2 separate regions of the Homo sapiens genome follow, and region 2 is linked to region 1. The links are chromatin loops, found by intact Hi-C in ENCODE. Cell type or tissue: A673. All regions are shown on one strand.

Region 1 (8,000 bases):
TGGCTATATTTAAGGATCATTTTGCTAGTCTGTGTAAATGAAACTTACTGCAATACATTACTTTTTATTGCAACATAAGTCATATTCAGATACAAGTTTTTCAAGGAAAATTTGCATGGAGATTCTTGTATTAACTTATGCCTATTAGTTTTGCAAAGTCAAAGGTTGTGAGAACATTACCTTTATGAGAGAATTTATTTGCTTCTCCAAAATAACTTAAAATATCTATTTTAATTGTTCTGGAAGGTTTGTTGGTTCTTAGATGTTTAAATCTCATTGATTCCAAGTCAGTGCACTTGCTGGCAGATTTTGAATGTGCATAGCAACTCTGTTCCTGGAATTTTAAAATGTGGAATCTGTGACAGACTCTTACCATTTTATAATCAGTTTCAGTACTTTTTTTTTAACTTTTGACTTACTTGTTTTGTGTCTTGTAGCTCAGATAAGTGATTGCAATAATTTATCCAAATTTATCTTTTAAAACTCTGCAGAGAATAGTCTTTCTCCGGGATTATTAACATACCTGTAAATCAAACCTGAAGATTTAGCACTACAAAAAATAATCCTAGAAAATGATCAGTGTATTTGGAAGAACATGGACCTTTACTTAGAAAAGAATTATAATTTCAATTAAGTTCAGGAATTAATCATGAGTGTTTTATATGAATTCCCAGGTGGACTACTATTTACAAACTATGGATAAGATTTCATTTTAGAATAATTTAAGCGTTTTCAAAACAGTTTACGTTAATTTATCTAATCACGATGTAAGTAAAAAGTTGTTAACGTGATGTTTAAAACCTAATAGTGAGAAAAGAGATCTTTTTAACTTCTTGTTTCTAGACTCCACTTTTTTTTTGTTTTGAGAAATTAAATATATTATTTTGCACTGATATTTTAACTTGACTTATCCCACCTCTTGAACGGTATTAGCTAAGAAGAGATCCCCAAATTACCCTAGTTTATTTGTAGTGAGATGTGTCCATTTATGTCTTTCTGGACATCCAGAAATTAAAACATTGCCAAATTGGCAGACCATGAACCGTTTACATATTTCTTTTCATAATGCTCCATAGCCAAGAAAGTGACCATGGAATTTTAAGACATCTTGACCCTTTTAAAAAAGATCATTGGCAGTTAATCAAGTTTCTCGCATGAGTTAGAATTCCACTGGGAAGTTAAACAGGTCTAAAAACCTTATTAGACATAAGAGTCAAGTTAGTTGTCATATGTCATATGATAATTGTGTTTTTGAAAAATTATAAAAGTCCTCAAATATTTGTGAAATGATATCTTAGCATGTTTAGTTTTTTTTTTTCTGTAAGACTATTCATAAATTTTACCCCAAATGCAACATATGGATTAGTCATGGGTAATTATTATGGATTATAAAATTTCTTTTATTTCTAAGGGGAAGTTGGAATAGATAAGGCAGGACTGTTTGAGGGTTGGGATGGGACCAGTATTTTCAGTTCAGTAAAGTCCTCTGTAAAAATATACTTGCATTCTACCAAGAAAGTTAATTCCCATACAGAGATTTAAATATGTTGGTGGAGAATATAACTTTACATTAATATCATTTCCCAAGAAATAACACTGCAATTTAAAGGTTTTTTTTTTAACATCTAAACACAGTTTAAAACAATTATCTTATTCTGAAGAAAACTGCAAAGTTAATGTTTTCAGTAACCACAGTAGTTAAAAAAAAAAAAAGTCAGGGAATATGCCAATTTTAAAATGTTGCCATAGTCACTTTATGTTATAATTTTACTATGTGCAATTCTTTATTGATTCTTTGTCTTTTAAATTAGACTGCTACTGACAGAAAGGCAATTGCAATTATTTGATCCCATGAAATAATGAGTTTAAATATCAATTCTATCAACATCATGGTGATGTCTTATTCTTAACAACCTGAAAGTCATAGTTAAAATGGAACCTCTTGTGTATCCAGAACAAAAATAGAAAGATGTAAAAAATTAAGACAGGATTGTATTCTTCCAAATTTGCTTCTTAAAGCTCACCTACTAACACAACTTAAAGGGAAATAATAATTTTCAGTATATATCTGATGTAAATGTGTAGCTGCTCTCTTGACTGTTATTTTGTTTCCGGTCTAGATGTTCTTTCAGGTTCACTTTCATCAACAATATTCTCTGTCTTCAGGGTAAAATGTTTTCCAGTGGTTTTGTATTGAGTCAAGTTTAGTGCTGCCTCCACACTTCGAGTAGGAGTTTTATCTGCAAGAACAACCTTTCTACAGCAAAGCTTATTACATCATACGAATAAGGGTTTTTTCCTTTTGGTTTTATGTGACCTTCAAACAACAGTCAGGTCAACTTAAAAGCAGAGATGTCATTACTTTCCCCTCAATTCGCTTTAATGGCTGATGGTAAATTTATATTCAAAATCATAAGTAATATGTGCTATTGTTACTTACTATGTGTAATGTCATCCACAATATACAGTAGTCATAATACACTCATTTTTATTTTTCAGAAATCCTACTTTTTTTTAATGGAACATAAAATTGGTTATGTGCTCATGAATTATTTTCCCCCACTTGGTGCAATAAGGATTAAAGGCTTTAAAAACGACATTATTTTATGTGGTTTACATAAAACATGAATTTAGAATTAAGCATTGAATTACAGAACTCCATATAATCTCTTATAATTGAACAACAATAATTTCATGTGTGTGTGGGCGGGGAGAGGATGGGCTATCACCCCTCTTTTTGATGTGCTAGAAAATAATCTAAAATATGAGAGAAAGACTTCCCATTTGAGTTTGACTTAAAGACAGCAGATAAAGTATATTTTATTTCTAAACATTCATTGGAATTGCATAAATGTTTTTTCATCCATGTTTTATTTACAAAATAGAAATTTTTTTTAAAAATAGAAAAATAGGATTTGGTGTAGTATAGTGTAGTTTTTCCAGAGGATCCTAATAAATAAAATATTGCTAAGCTTTTCTATTTCAGTTATAGGAAATGTGCAGTTTGTTACATTTTGTAGTATAACTTTATTCCCTTTGATTTGTGTATAATGTTATAATAAAAAATAATAATAGAGTCAGACCTCTGTAGCATTAGAGAAAATATTTGGCTAGAAACAACGGCTAGTTGGCTCTGAGCTTCCCTTAAGTTTTCAAGTTACTGCAGGTCAGTTTTAGTTAGGAATTGAAGCTGATTTGACACAACGACTAAAACTTTACTGTTACAGTAAGAATATAGAAATATGGAAATAATGCCTTGATCAAGTATTAAAGGTGTTTTGTCATTGGAAAGTTGCCTCCTTTTTGTATGTTTAAATATGTTTATACTTCTGCATAATTAATGCTTTTACATTTGTACAATCATTTTAATGTTAAAAGTGGATGTGGTATAAAACCAAGCTTAGTGGACTCATGATTATTTTGTTCCATGGCCTGTAGCTTCAATTTAGGATTAAACAGCATACCACTGTAGGAAGGTGGATTTTTCTTTTTTTACTTCTTATTTGAAATAAAATTTAAATTTCTCATGAGAAATTTGTTTCTAACTCTTTGATTCAAAGAGAAATGCTACAAAGTTCAGCAAACAATCTACAGTATTCTTATGATAAAAATAGTTGGATAATAGAAAAGAAAAATAAGGCATTTCCGTAATGGTTTTTCTTTTCCCTTTCTTGAAACCTTCTTTGCATCTTTCTGTCTTTTCCTTTTTTCTTCCTTAGTTTTATACATGCAAGTTTCTGTAACAAGTTACTCTGTAAAGCAGGATGCATGTATGTATTTGTGTGTGTGTATATATATATATGTATGTATGTATGTATGTATGTATGTATGTAACTTTGTAAACGTCATTTATTTAAATGTGTTCCTTTAATGGATCTGAGCTCTGAGACAGAGCAATAAAATTGGTGTGTTTATATTGCAAGTCCAAGTTTACTTGCTTTAGCTCCCTGGAAGGGTGTGACATGAAAAGATTGTGGTTGGGCCACATGGCTCATATGCTGGACTGTGTTTTTGTGAATGGAGGCAGAACTCCAGTTCTGCCTGCTTGTCTTGAGGAATTGCTGAGGAGATCAGCTGTCTCATTCACGGGCAGAAAGAATGACTCATACATCTTCCGCCTTGTTTGGCTCCAGGTCATTGTTACAGTGGATAGAACTGGTTTTAATTAAATATTAACCCCTTTTATACTTGACGTTTGTTTTATTTGTAATTCTTCCACTTTTTCCTTAGCTTTAAAAAAAAACCCAACAGGCACATAGTTTGTAAGAATAGGAGGGTTTTCGCTTCCCTGCAGCCAACCTTGGAAACTTTTTCATCGCTTACTTTTTCTTAAGTAATGATTATTATTTCATTTGAAAGTTAAAAATAAGCATAACATAAAGGCAAGCTATATTTAAAATTACCCATCTCTAAGGCAATATTAGTTAAGAAAAGTATTAAAATTAAAAAGGAGAATTGGTGAGTTTGTGACATATAGGTCATGATTAATATTTTTATGAATTTCTTTCTGATAATATGCATTGATACGTAGCAAAAAGACAGAAAACAGTAAAACAACTTTGGATAATAATCTAGGTAAAACAAATAGCTGAGAGTGCAGATACTGCCCTTTTAAAGCCGACATCCTGAGACTTGATGGCAACTGGTCTATTAACGTGCAATGAACTGATAGAGCCGCTCCAGCTATTACCAATAAAATCCACATGCTTAATCTCCTTGAAAGCATTTTATTGGTCTTTTGGTATATACTTTCTCCCCTTCTCCTTTCCTCCTCTTCCCCTTCGTCTTTAATTACATAGTGTGGGGAAACATTTTCATTCCCCAAAGGTGATTATATCCAGCACAGTTTATAATAGATAGTAGTGGAAAAAACATTGCTTTTTTAGGCTGACCTCTATTGTTAATTTTCAACTTTGGAGTTGGTATGGCTTGCTGCAAGTTTTCAGGCAGCTGCAGTTTGCTCCTTCACAGTATTCCCCTGAATTGAAGAAAAAAGGAAATGTATGATACAAGTGTGGCAATACTTTGTCATATTTTCCTTGCCTAGATCCAACTTGTGTTTTTAGTTAACTGCTTTCCGTTTACTCTAACTTGAAATTAGAGGTATACTTAAGCCTTTGTCTATTTAAGTAGCATGCTGCTTCGTTTGGTCTATTCAGTTTCTTAAGATTAGCTTCTGTGAAAATGTGAGTCATATGTTTTTTGTTAAAATTCTGTAATATGTTCAGGAATAAGTGTGAAGTATTTATTCAGTATGTTAAGGAGTTAGAACAGAAATAGGAATTCTTATTCTTACTCTTTACAGATTGTTATCGTGCAGCTATTTTCTGTATATTTGCGAGGTATAACTTCTAGATTATTCTACTCCTAAAATTTGGCCCTTTTTTCCTCACACATATTCCAGCACACATCACACACCCATCAGTGAGTCTGTGCTGCTCTTGCAGTGACATATATTAGGAAGTTGCAAATCTGCTTACGATGCTACAAAAACAAACAAAAGACCTTTAGAACATTCATACCATCATATTCAGTTACAAGTATACTTTTGTTACTCACCAGCTATTTTTAACTTTTCCTGTAAAGGGATATTATATTTTTATTAGATTCTTATAAATGTTGGCTTTTTAAAAGCCCAGTAATTGTTGTGGTTGATATATTTGCATCTCAATAGTTATATCTGTTTAGCTGTTAATTCTGAGGGAAAACCAAAACAATGATATAATGGGAAAAATGTGCAGGATTTGAATCTGTGTACTTGCTGTTATTTATTAAATATATATTTAAAACACTTGTAATTTTTTTGATATGAAGACTTACTTGAAAGCACACCCTTCGCCTTGTAATTTATGAATCTTTTAGAACATTTTTTTCTGCAGTGTCAAAAAAATATGTTGTGTTAATAGCTGAGAGAATGCTAATGTACAGATTTTAGCTGTTTCGTTGCCTCTCTAGTAGACTTCATTAGAAGTAAAGATATTAAACTGAGCGTTGTAATGACATGTACTTTTTTGTGGATGACTTGAAAGACAAGGGTTGGTGGGTAGAGGACTGGAAAGAAGAAAATAAGGAACATTTCTTGAGTAGCTGGCATTGCGTTTAGACTGTTTCATTTAATCCTCACCAAAAAACTGTATTTTCACTAGTAAACTGATAAGTAAAATTCAGTTCTAAGAGGTTCAGAAACTTAACCAAAGTTGCACAACTAGCATGTCACAGAATTAAGATTTGCAGTTTGCTAACTTTGAAGTTGTTACCCACAGTATCAGATATTGGAGCAATATGAAGAGAAAAAAATTCTCCTTGCAATATAGGCTGATCAAATAGGTATCAGTTAAAACTTGAAAAAATTATTAATTTGTTTGATTTTGTTTGGTAGCGGGGGTAGAGTGCATTGGTAATAAGGTTAATTATTGGTGTACAGAAGAGAGTTGTTAGAAAACAGTTGAATGTCAAACTGCATACGTTTTTATAACAGGCACAATTATCAGATTCTTATGCTCTTCATAATATAACGTAAATTTTATTCAGCCAAATGTCTGTTTTTAAAGAATAATATTAAACTAATAAAAAGAAACTTTAATTCTGTATATTGTATTCTTTTTTATATAAAATTTTTTTAAAATGTAGAATTCCTTTTTATGTAGATTTTTTTCTTAAGCCATTCAGTTACCAACCTGAAGCATTTTCAAAAGAGACTGTTTATTTTAATAAGCATTCCTCATGCAGAATAGGCTCATTTAAGAAAGTTAATTAACGTCTATTTAAATATGACTTGGCTGGATAAAAAAGTTTCAGTATTACGTAACACTAATGAAGTAATACTACCTAGTCAAATGACAGCTAAAGTTAATTAGGATGATAATTCATTATATTTTTATCAAATTAAAAGTAACCTAACTTCTATTTTTTGGGCGTGTGTGTGTGTGTGTGTGTTTGCATGTATTTATGTGTGTTTGTGAAAGCTTATTACTAATATTCAGTTTGGAATAGGTTACTTCGATGTCTAAATCAACTGTGATGAAAACATTTTAGAAGTGAAAAATGCACTTGTGTTTTGATTGCTGCCAAATGCATTAAGTCCTTGCTATTCAGTATTTTTCCTTGACTAAAAATAGGAACGTCTTTTGACATGAGGACTGACGAACTAGTGATATTCTTTTTGTTAATGCCTAGTAGTTGCCAGGAAAATATTTTGAATGAAAAGATGACATTTGTGTTATTGTTTGTTATTTTGTTAATGTGAATATAATCTTTGAAATATAATACTTTATTATATATGAGCCAAATCAAGGACCATTCTTCCATTTAAAAACCTTTGTAGCATACTTTGGCAAAATTCAGTGCAAGCATCTTAAAATATGGTGTATTTTGCAGGACAGAGAACATACCAGCAGACGTTTCTAAAAAAGCAGAGAGACGTGTGTGATAACTGCACATCACTTAAAATAATTGTGTGGTTAATTTAAGTGGGCTGCTTACACACTGGCAGTGGGTGAATTGAAATAGCTTTTGCTCTATTCTTGAAAAAAAACTGCAGGAAATGGAAATTCTATAGCTTTCTTTATTTTGCATCTCTTTTATTTCCATCTGGCAGGTGAAATTCGGAGGGAATACACCTGCCATCATCCTATTTCTGACATATATATGGTTCCTAGGTGACATCAATGATCCCCTTCCATTTCTCCTCCTAAGTAGTGTTGTCAATACCATTTTAAATAGGAGCTCATTGGCAAATAATCATAGGTTTGATCTCAGCCCAAGAAGATCTTACTTGACAGATTTTACTTGACATTCCTTATGCTTTTGGCAGTTTCTCTCTTAATTTTTTTTAATTTTCTTTTTCTTCTTCAGCTCAGGTACCTGACAATGATGAGCAGTTTGTACCAGACTATCAGGCTGAAAGTTGTAAGTATAGTATGACTCATCTCTTGTATTTTTCTGTCTTTCTGGTTTCCTTCTTTCTTCTTTCTCTTTGGTTGGTTTTCACGTCCAGTGTC
Region 2 (8,000 bases), 710 kb before region 1:
TTCTACCTGTGCAGATTAGTCATCTGTCAATCAAGCCAGCTTGTTATTAGATGGAGAGTGGGAGGGGGATTTGTTTTTCCATTCAGGTTTCTTTTTTTTTTTTTTTTTTTTTTTTTTTTTTTTGAGACGGAGTCTCGCTCTGTCGCCCAGGCCGGACTGCGGACTGCAGTGGCGCAATCTCGGCTCACTGCAAGCTCCGCCTCCCGGGTTCACTCCATTCTCCTGCCTCAGCCTCCCGAGTAGCTGGGACTACAGGCGCCCGCCACCGCGCCCGGCTAATTTTTTTTGTATTTTTAGTAGAGACGGGGTTTCACCGTGTTAGCCAGGATGGTCTCGATCTCCTGACCTCCTGATCCACCCGCCTCGGCCTCCCAAAGTGCTGGGATTACAGGCGTGAGCCACCGCGCCCGGCCTCCATTCAGGTTTCTAAACAGCGGGCACTAACACTTCTCAACAAAAGCATTTTTGGTGTGTGTGTTGGGGGGTGTGTTTGTAGATTTGAGAAAAAGGACATCAGGATGCTAGGAGGAAGGGGAAAGCTGGTGGCTGAGTAGTCTTTCTACAACAAATACCTAGTGTATTTGTCAGATTATTGAATGGAGAATACAAGTAATAAACTATAGCATTATTTGACATGTGTGTTACTGATAAGTCTGCTACTATTCCAGGGAGCTGAAATGGTACAAAGTTGTACATTATGTCTGCTGTCATGGGAACTGCCTTGTCATCTTGCCTAAGGCTTCAGTAGTTCTCATTGTAAACAAATGTACACATCAGCAGGCTTCTCATAGGTTTGCATATATAAATAAAGAGAAATGGGCCGGGCTCGGTGGCTCAAGCCTGTAATCCGAGCACTTTGGGAGGCCGAGGCAGGTGGATCATGAGGTCAGGAGATTGAGGCCAACCTGGCTAACATGGTGAAACCCTGTGTCTACTAAAAATACACACACAAAAAAAATCAGCCGGGCGTAGTGGCGGACGCCTGTAGTCCCAGCTACTCGGGAGGCTGAGGCAGGAGAATGGCGTGAACCCAGGAGGCGGAGCTTGCTATGAGCCCAGATTGCGCCACAGCACTCCAGCCTGGGCGACAGAGTGAGACTCCATCTCAAAAAAAAAAAAAAAAAAAAAAAGAGAGAGAGAGAGAGAAATGAACATTTGAGGTTGATTACAATAGTAGTAGGGAAGACTGGAGCGTCCCTAGAAGTTTTTATCAAATTAACTCAGGCTCTACACTCAGTTCAATCTTATTTTTTTATGAGGCCCATGGGATTTGAGACACGGTCAGAGGATGGCTTTAACATGAGATTTATTAGGTACAAAAAGGAAAGCATCACCCATCTGAAACAAATGTCATTGTTTTATTTCTCTTATGATTGATACATTTCTACTAATTCATCAGCAAGCTCTTGAGAGGCAAGAGGAGAAAAATAATCTAATTTTCAAATACAATACTTCCTGAGTGAAGACACCAAGCACAAGAGTGTCTAGGCAGACAATACTTCTACCAACAAATCAAATATTTCATGCATTGCATCTTTTCCAATCTCTGTTCCAATGCTCTCTGCATTTCTCTTTTTTCCAAATTGATTAACATTTTTGTATTATATAAAGACGTGAGTTCCTTTCTTCATTAGAATTCTTACCATGTTTGCCATCTTGACGCCATTAGATGGGAAGTACTTTGCTTTCCCAGCAACCAAGGGTAATATGTTTGGAACTTATATATAATTTCCATTAATAATAGCACAAACAACACTATATGACTCTGACTCTGTATGCCAGGGGCTCGTCTGCTTATAATACGTTAGCTTATTTAATCCTCACAACAGCCCTTCTAGGTAAGTACTGATATTGCCACCATACCACAGAGAGGTAAATGTATTGCAAACAAACACTGCAGAGAACATTTTAAGACATTACGTGCAAGTCATCTTTAGAAACGAAGTTTAATTAAACTTGATTTGATCCTTTAACTTCTCGACTCTATTAAATTCTGATAGGCAATTAAAAGCAACTAAATTCCTTCGCCCCTTACTACTTAGCAAAGAATTATATGAGCTCTTTGCCATGAAGTTAATTTGTTCAGACATTTTCTGGCATATATATGAATCTAAAAAATAATATGAAGAAAGTAATTAAAGACCACTTTCACACTTATTAAAGATTCTTCTTGTTTTAGCTGTGCTGTTCATGGGAAAAATATTGAAAAGTTAAGCACTTATTTCTAAAAAGTGATCAGTGTTAAGTGGCCAGGTTTAGAAATGCTAACAAAGTCGCTCTTCATCAGTAATAGAATTAATGTTGTACTGAGTTAGCAAGACAGTTATCCCAACTCTCCACTTAGCTGTTAGTCACAATTTCATATGTTGTAGCCTATGAAATTTATTTTATTGGTTGACCACCAATTTTCCCTTATCTCCTCTACTCCAGATCCTCCATGAAATGATGGAAGAAATTGACTATGATCATGATGGAACCGTGTCTCTGGAGGAATGGATTCAAGGAGGAATGACAACGATTCCACTTCTTGTGCTCCTGGGCTTAGAAAATGTAAGCATTTCCACAGAGGAGGGTGGCCTGGTGGTGAGTCAGTGGGGCTCTCTATTACACATTTTGATTACAGATTGATGTGACCATTTTCTACCATTAAGCATGCAGTGAGTGCCTGGAACTTTTAATAAGTATGCCACGGTGCAATTTGACAGTAACTCCTTGTGTAGTAATACTTGCCACACACATATTGATTCACTCCAGGTATTACTTCAGGATTAAAAATATATTCTCTCTCTTTTGTTTTCCTCTGTTGAAGGTGCAATCTAGTGTTTTTAAGTTACTGACCTCCTCATATTATCTAAAGCAAGAGGCTCTCCAGTATTATTGTATTTTGCAGTTCTTTTGGTGCTTCATTATTTCAATGTTCCTCCTACCTATAAAGGTAATCTATTTTATTGAAAACTGATACTTGGAGGAGGCAGTTAAATATCTCCAGTGGTTTAAAGATTAGTGGTGCCAAAAGTCATTGCGTTTTCTGCCATTACCTTTAATGGCAGAAAACGCAATGACTTTTGCACCAACTTAAATAAACGTAAGTTTTTCCTGTATCAGCAGGAGCCAGGTTCTTATTCTATCGCCTGTCAAAAGTTTTCTTGGAGTAGTTCCTCTAGTTGCAATTAAATACCATTGTGAAGGAATAAAATAAATCAACCTAAGATGAGAATGTAATATAATAATGACTTTGAAAGCAAATCTTGCTGACCCAGACTTGAAGCAGATTTCAGTTATTTTTATTCTAAAAATCTGATGAAATCTATAGTGTATGCCAGATTTTTAAATTCAGCATTAATAGTTATGCAATAATTAGATATACTATGTATAGAATAACATGTCTACTTAATTTCAAAGAACATTAGGGGTGGAAAGAACAATGAAATTGTAATATTTAGAGTTTTAAGGTGTAAGACCATAGTATTCACCACTTTGCTGCCAAACCCAAAACTCTTCATACTTCTTATTACCAGCTGAAATATTTTTACAGATTCAAGACTATATCATAGTTATTCAAGACACCAAATTTTTAAAAGTCATTTCTCAAGATAACTTACTGTCTGTGTTTGTGAAACATATGAGTATATATAAAAATATGTTGGCACATATGGGTTTAGGAATATATAAATGGGCTTTAGGAATATACAAATGAGCTGAGGGTTAAGGAATATGTATAAGTTTAGGAAAAAATAATAGGTTTCAAGAGATTACTATTTGTTTTCTTTTTTACCTGGGTCTTCAAATTTCTTCTAAACTCAGTTGAAGCTTACCTTTCATGAGGCCCATGGGATCCAAGACATGGTCAGAGGATGGAAAACAATAAAATACTAATAAGTGATATATGGAAAGTTACCCTTAAACTAATTTATTTAAACAAAATATAATATATATATTATTGTTAATAAGTATGTAGTTCTACACTTAAAAATTTTGTGAAATAGTATTTTCTTGTACCTGAATTTCTTATACTACACATAACTGAGTATTTTTTTATAATACCATATTTAGCTCTATATTATCAATATTTATTTAATTGTTCATGTACCTTATGACAAAAACCATTATGTAAATCAGACTACTGGGAGAAAACAAAAGAAAAATTGACAAAATGTTGACATTTTAAGGTTTAATGTATACTTTATCCTGAAAAATTGTCAGATAACTTTAGTCAGGAAATTCCAATAATAATGATTCCCGAGAAGGACATTTTATGTTTGTAAAGCTAAACTTTGTATATTCTAAGCATCTATGTAAATTCTAGGATGAGAGAAGGAGGGAAGATGCAGGAATGAGCAAGTAAATCATCTGGTAGTCGAGGGTGAGATAGAAAAGTGCAGAAAGGGACAGTCAGTTGCCCGTATTTTAAATGTCACAAGAGATTTTTTGAAATGATGATTTTTTTTGGAAACTACTGCTGATATATTATTTATTATTTAATTTATAAATATAGATATTTGTGAAGTTATAAAAATTATCACAGGTAATAGAGTCCACAAATCTATATGATTTAACTCAAAGTATTTTAAACCAATATAATACCTCATTAGTTTCTAGTGTAGTATTATTTCAATTGTAAGGCAATTCTATGCATTTAATGTGCACTCTATTAACTGTACATAATTTACTTTTTAATAGTATTTGTAAACTTATTTTTTATGTTTTTAGTAAAAGGGAGTGTCTGGAGCTAAATAGGAGAAATCTAAGGTTTTATTATAGCTATCAGAGCTGTGTTCCAGAGTTGTGTTACCAGTGACGGCCGCTAGATGGCAGAGGCACCTTATTTAATCTCAAGAGACCACCTTAAATCTGAGACTAAATTCCGCCCCCCACCCCATCTCTGTAAAGAACAACTTTAAAAGAAGAAATTTCCCTTTTCTTTCATTTTTGTGAAAAAAGTAAGCCACCTACATTTTAAGCTGTCTTTTAATAAAATGTATAAGCCATATAATCATGTGTAATGATCACAAAATACAGCATCTATTTGTTAGAAAGAGCTGTTGAATTCTAAGGCATGGTAATTGTTTTAAAAAGCAAGAATGACACCAAGACAACTGAGTGATGAGAACCTTTTTTAGCAATTGAGATTTATTTCCTTTCTGTAGGCAGTTAATGTGTTACATTATTACCTGTAGAGAATTTGATCCATGAATCTATCCCCTCACCTTTGCTTATTTAATTGAAAATCTAGATACTGCAGTTTGAAGTTGGCCATTTGTTGTGAAGCTTGTCTTGTTAGGTTGTCCTATATGTTATTGTCTATTGTCAATTATGAGCTCGGGGAGTAGGTTCTAATTGATGGTGCATGTAAAATACCACAGTGTATTTGAAAGTGACTGTGGTGTCCTAGTCAAATTACACAGAAAAGGAAGTAGTCCTGGGAGAGTAATCTTCACTTCTAATGTAAGGCACAACATTTACGATTTCAATGCAATTTATTTTTCTCCAGCAACAGCAGTTTAAAAACTAGTCTATTTTAAAGAATATCTATTTTGGTACCAAAATCAGAAATGGAGTTGATGGGGACCAGATTCTATACCAAATAGCAGAGAGCAAGAGCCATATCTTTTCTCTTACAAGAGGCTCTACAAACTTTACAAAATACAAGATGAATGGGTCAGAAATGGTATAGAGTGTTAGTGTCTCTTAGATTTGAAGGAAAATTGAGAATTTGGATGGCTTTGTGATTCTGATTACCACAATGAAAATTTATACCTGAGACTTATTCATTCTTCCTTCAGAATTCATCTCATTGGAGAATTGTTTTTTAAAAAAATCCAATGTAATTAAAACACTTTTTTTGTTGAATAACTTTATATAGAGGTAAACTCTGTTCCAGTGATTGGAAACTGTCTGCAGAGGGAGAGATATTAAGTAATTTTGGCTATGGGGCCATAAGGTCTCCGCCTTAACTGCTAAACTCTGCTGTTCCAGCACAAATGCAATCGCAGAAATTATGTAAATGAACCACAAAAGCTATGTTTTAATAAAACTGCATGTGCAAAAACAGGTTGCTGGCCAGGTTTGACTCAGTGCCATAGTTTGCCAACCGCTGATCTGTTCTATCACTCATTTCTCAGATTAAAAAACAGAAAAAGTTTTAATTTATTTTAATTCATTTGGAAGAAAGGAATCTAATACCTTTTACTTGGCACAATCGGACAACCACAGCAAGACATGAGGACTAATAGACAGAAAGCATAGGAGCAGTGAACGTCATCAAATTGATCAGATAACAGACCTTAGCTCTGTTATTAACTAACTAGGTCATTTTTATACCAGGCAGTTGCTGTCTCCGGAAAAACGAGAAGTTAGCCAAGAAGAGAAGTTAGTGTTTCCTAATACTCTTTCAGTTTGAACATTTCCTTTTCCTGCATGAACAAGATAATTAATAAGGCTTCAATTTCTGAAATCTCTAACTTTGGATCGTCATTTAATTTTTTCAAGGAAAATTCCTGAATTTATATTATAGGGAAAAGAGAAATGTACATTTAAGCAGTAGACTAGCTTGAAATAGCGATACCTTAACTTGTTATTGTGGATTGTTGTACCCACATCTAGCCTGCATGGTTTCTGGATGGTTTATACTTTGGTCTCACTATATGTGTGCCAAAAATCCTGGTCTTCAATTCTTATAGGTCATTTAAACTTTGCCTTTGACTGAGATTGTTTAAGACACATTTTTTTCTTGACTCTCAGTAAAGTAATATGCAGTGTGTTCTCTGATGAAATTCCTGAGTGATGGAGAATAGAAGACTATGTATTATATTTTGGGAGCTGATGTTCAGCACATCGATTTTTAAAAGTTTTTAATTTGGTTAAGAGTTTTTGTTCTGCTGTCTATACTTTGCTCAATGTAGAAAGCAGTTACAAAACTAGATGAATGCAAAAATTCTTGAGATTCCAGATTGTGTCATTTAAGAAAAATGACTACGTGGTGTAACCTGCTGTTGATTTTGCATTTGAGCCTCAGGAATGACAGGTGACCTTACAATGTGTGGTCTGGAGATGAACAGTTGATGACAGCTCCACTCAGAATTTTAAAACTTTTCTCTGCATTCTCTTTGCCCAGGCCTAATAGAGCTCATCTTTTTGTCTAAAAGAGAAGTTTCGGCCGGGCGCGGTGGCTCACGCCTGTAATCCCAGCACTTTGGGAGGCCGAGGCGGGCGGATCACGAGGTCAGGTGATACCATCCTGGCTAACACGGTGAAACCCCGTCTCTACTAAAAATACAAAAAATTAGCCGGGCGCAGTGGGTGAAGGCAGGAGAATGGCACGAACCCGGGAGGCGGAGCTTGCAGTGAGCCGAGATCGCGCCACTGCCCTCCAGCCTGGGCGACAGAGCGAGACTCCTCTCAAAAAAAAAAAAAAAAAAAAAAAAATAAGAGGAGTTTCTGTCACATTGTCATAATTTTTTTTTTGGAGACCTTGGACAAAAAGTAAGGTAATTTAATGTTCTTTGTTATTTAATGAGTTGGAAGTAATTATTTGTAACATTAGCTCCTCTCTCTCTCTATATAAGTTAAGTCAGTTGAAACATAACTAGGTGTGGGGAGAGAAGCATGTGGGTTAGGACATCAATGAAATTTCTCCTTGAGGTCTTCTGAAAAAAAATTATTTATAGTAGCCCTAGTTCACTTGAACATTTTATGTGATCTTGGAAGTATTTATGGAAAAACTAAAACTTTAGAATCACTAGGATAAAGATTTTTATTTATGGAAAAACTAAAACTTTAGAATCACTAGGATAATGATTTTTATTTATGGAAAAACTAAAACTTTAGAATCACTAGGATAATAGGTTTTAAAAGTTCTGAAGAGCATTATTTCCTTTGAAACATCCCTTTGCCTTGTAGGCAACTAAGAGTTGGGGAAAATGTAAAGTTCCTTCTCAGCATGGAGTAGCCTAGGATTCATTAAGCATTTATCTGTCATAAACACGGACCTGAACAGCTTC

Evidence for each region. Peaks named below come from ENCODE experiments on the same cell type or tissue, not always from the same donor. Only the 100,000 strongest peaks of a DNase experiment are listed, where the experiment ranks them.
Region 2: a loop joins it to region 1, with 6 times the contacts of the local background. A loop is called at or near these places in 7 of 110 quality-filtered maps.

Annotation. Positions count from the first base shown.
Region 1 is chr7:13,977,335-13,985,334 of GRCh38, reverse strand. It overlaps ETV1 (ETS variant transcription factor 1), which reads left to right. Exons shown (of 14, transcript NM_004956.5): 6 at 7,855-7,908. Among named protein-coding and RNA genes, the nearest start is that of ETV1, 8.3 kb to the left of the region's middle. RefSeq lists an enhancer at 1-289. In A673, no CTCF peak of the experiment used is centred here; DNase peaks (open chromatin) are centred at 4,074, 4,664 and 5,064; H3K4me3 peaks cover 4,837 bases; H3K27ac peaks cover 6,507 bases.
Region 2 is chr7:14,688,625-14,696,624 of GRCh38, reverse strand. DGKB (diacylglycerol kinase beta) reads left to right here. Exons shown (of 26, transcript NM_001350709.2): 9 at 2,431-2,550. Among named protein-coding and RNA genes, the nearest start is that of DGKB, 210 kb to the left of the region's middle. In A673, a CTCF peak has its summit at 4,803 (motif pointing right); a DNase peak (open chromatin) is centred at 4,824.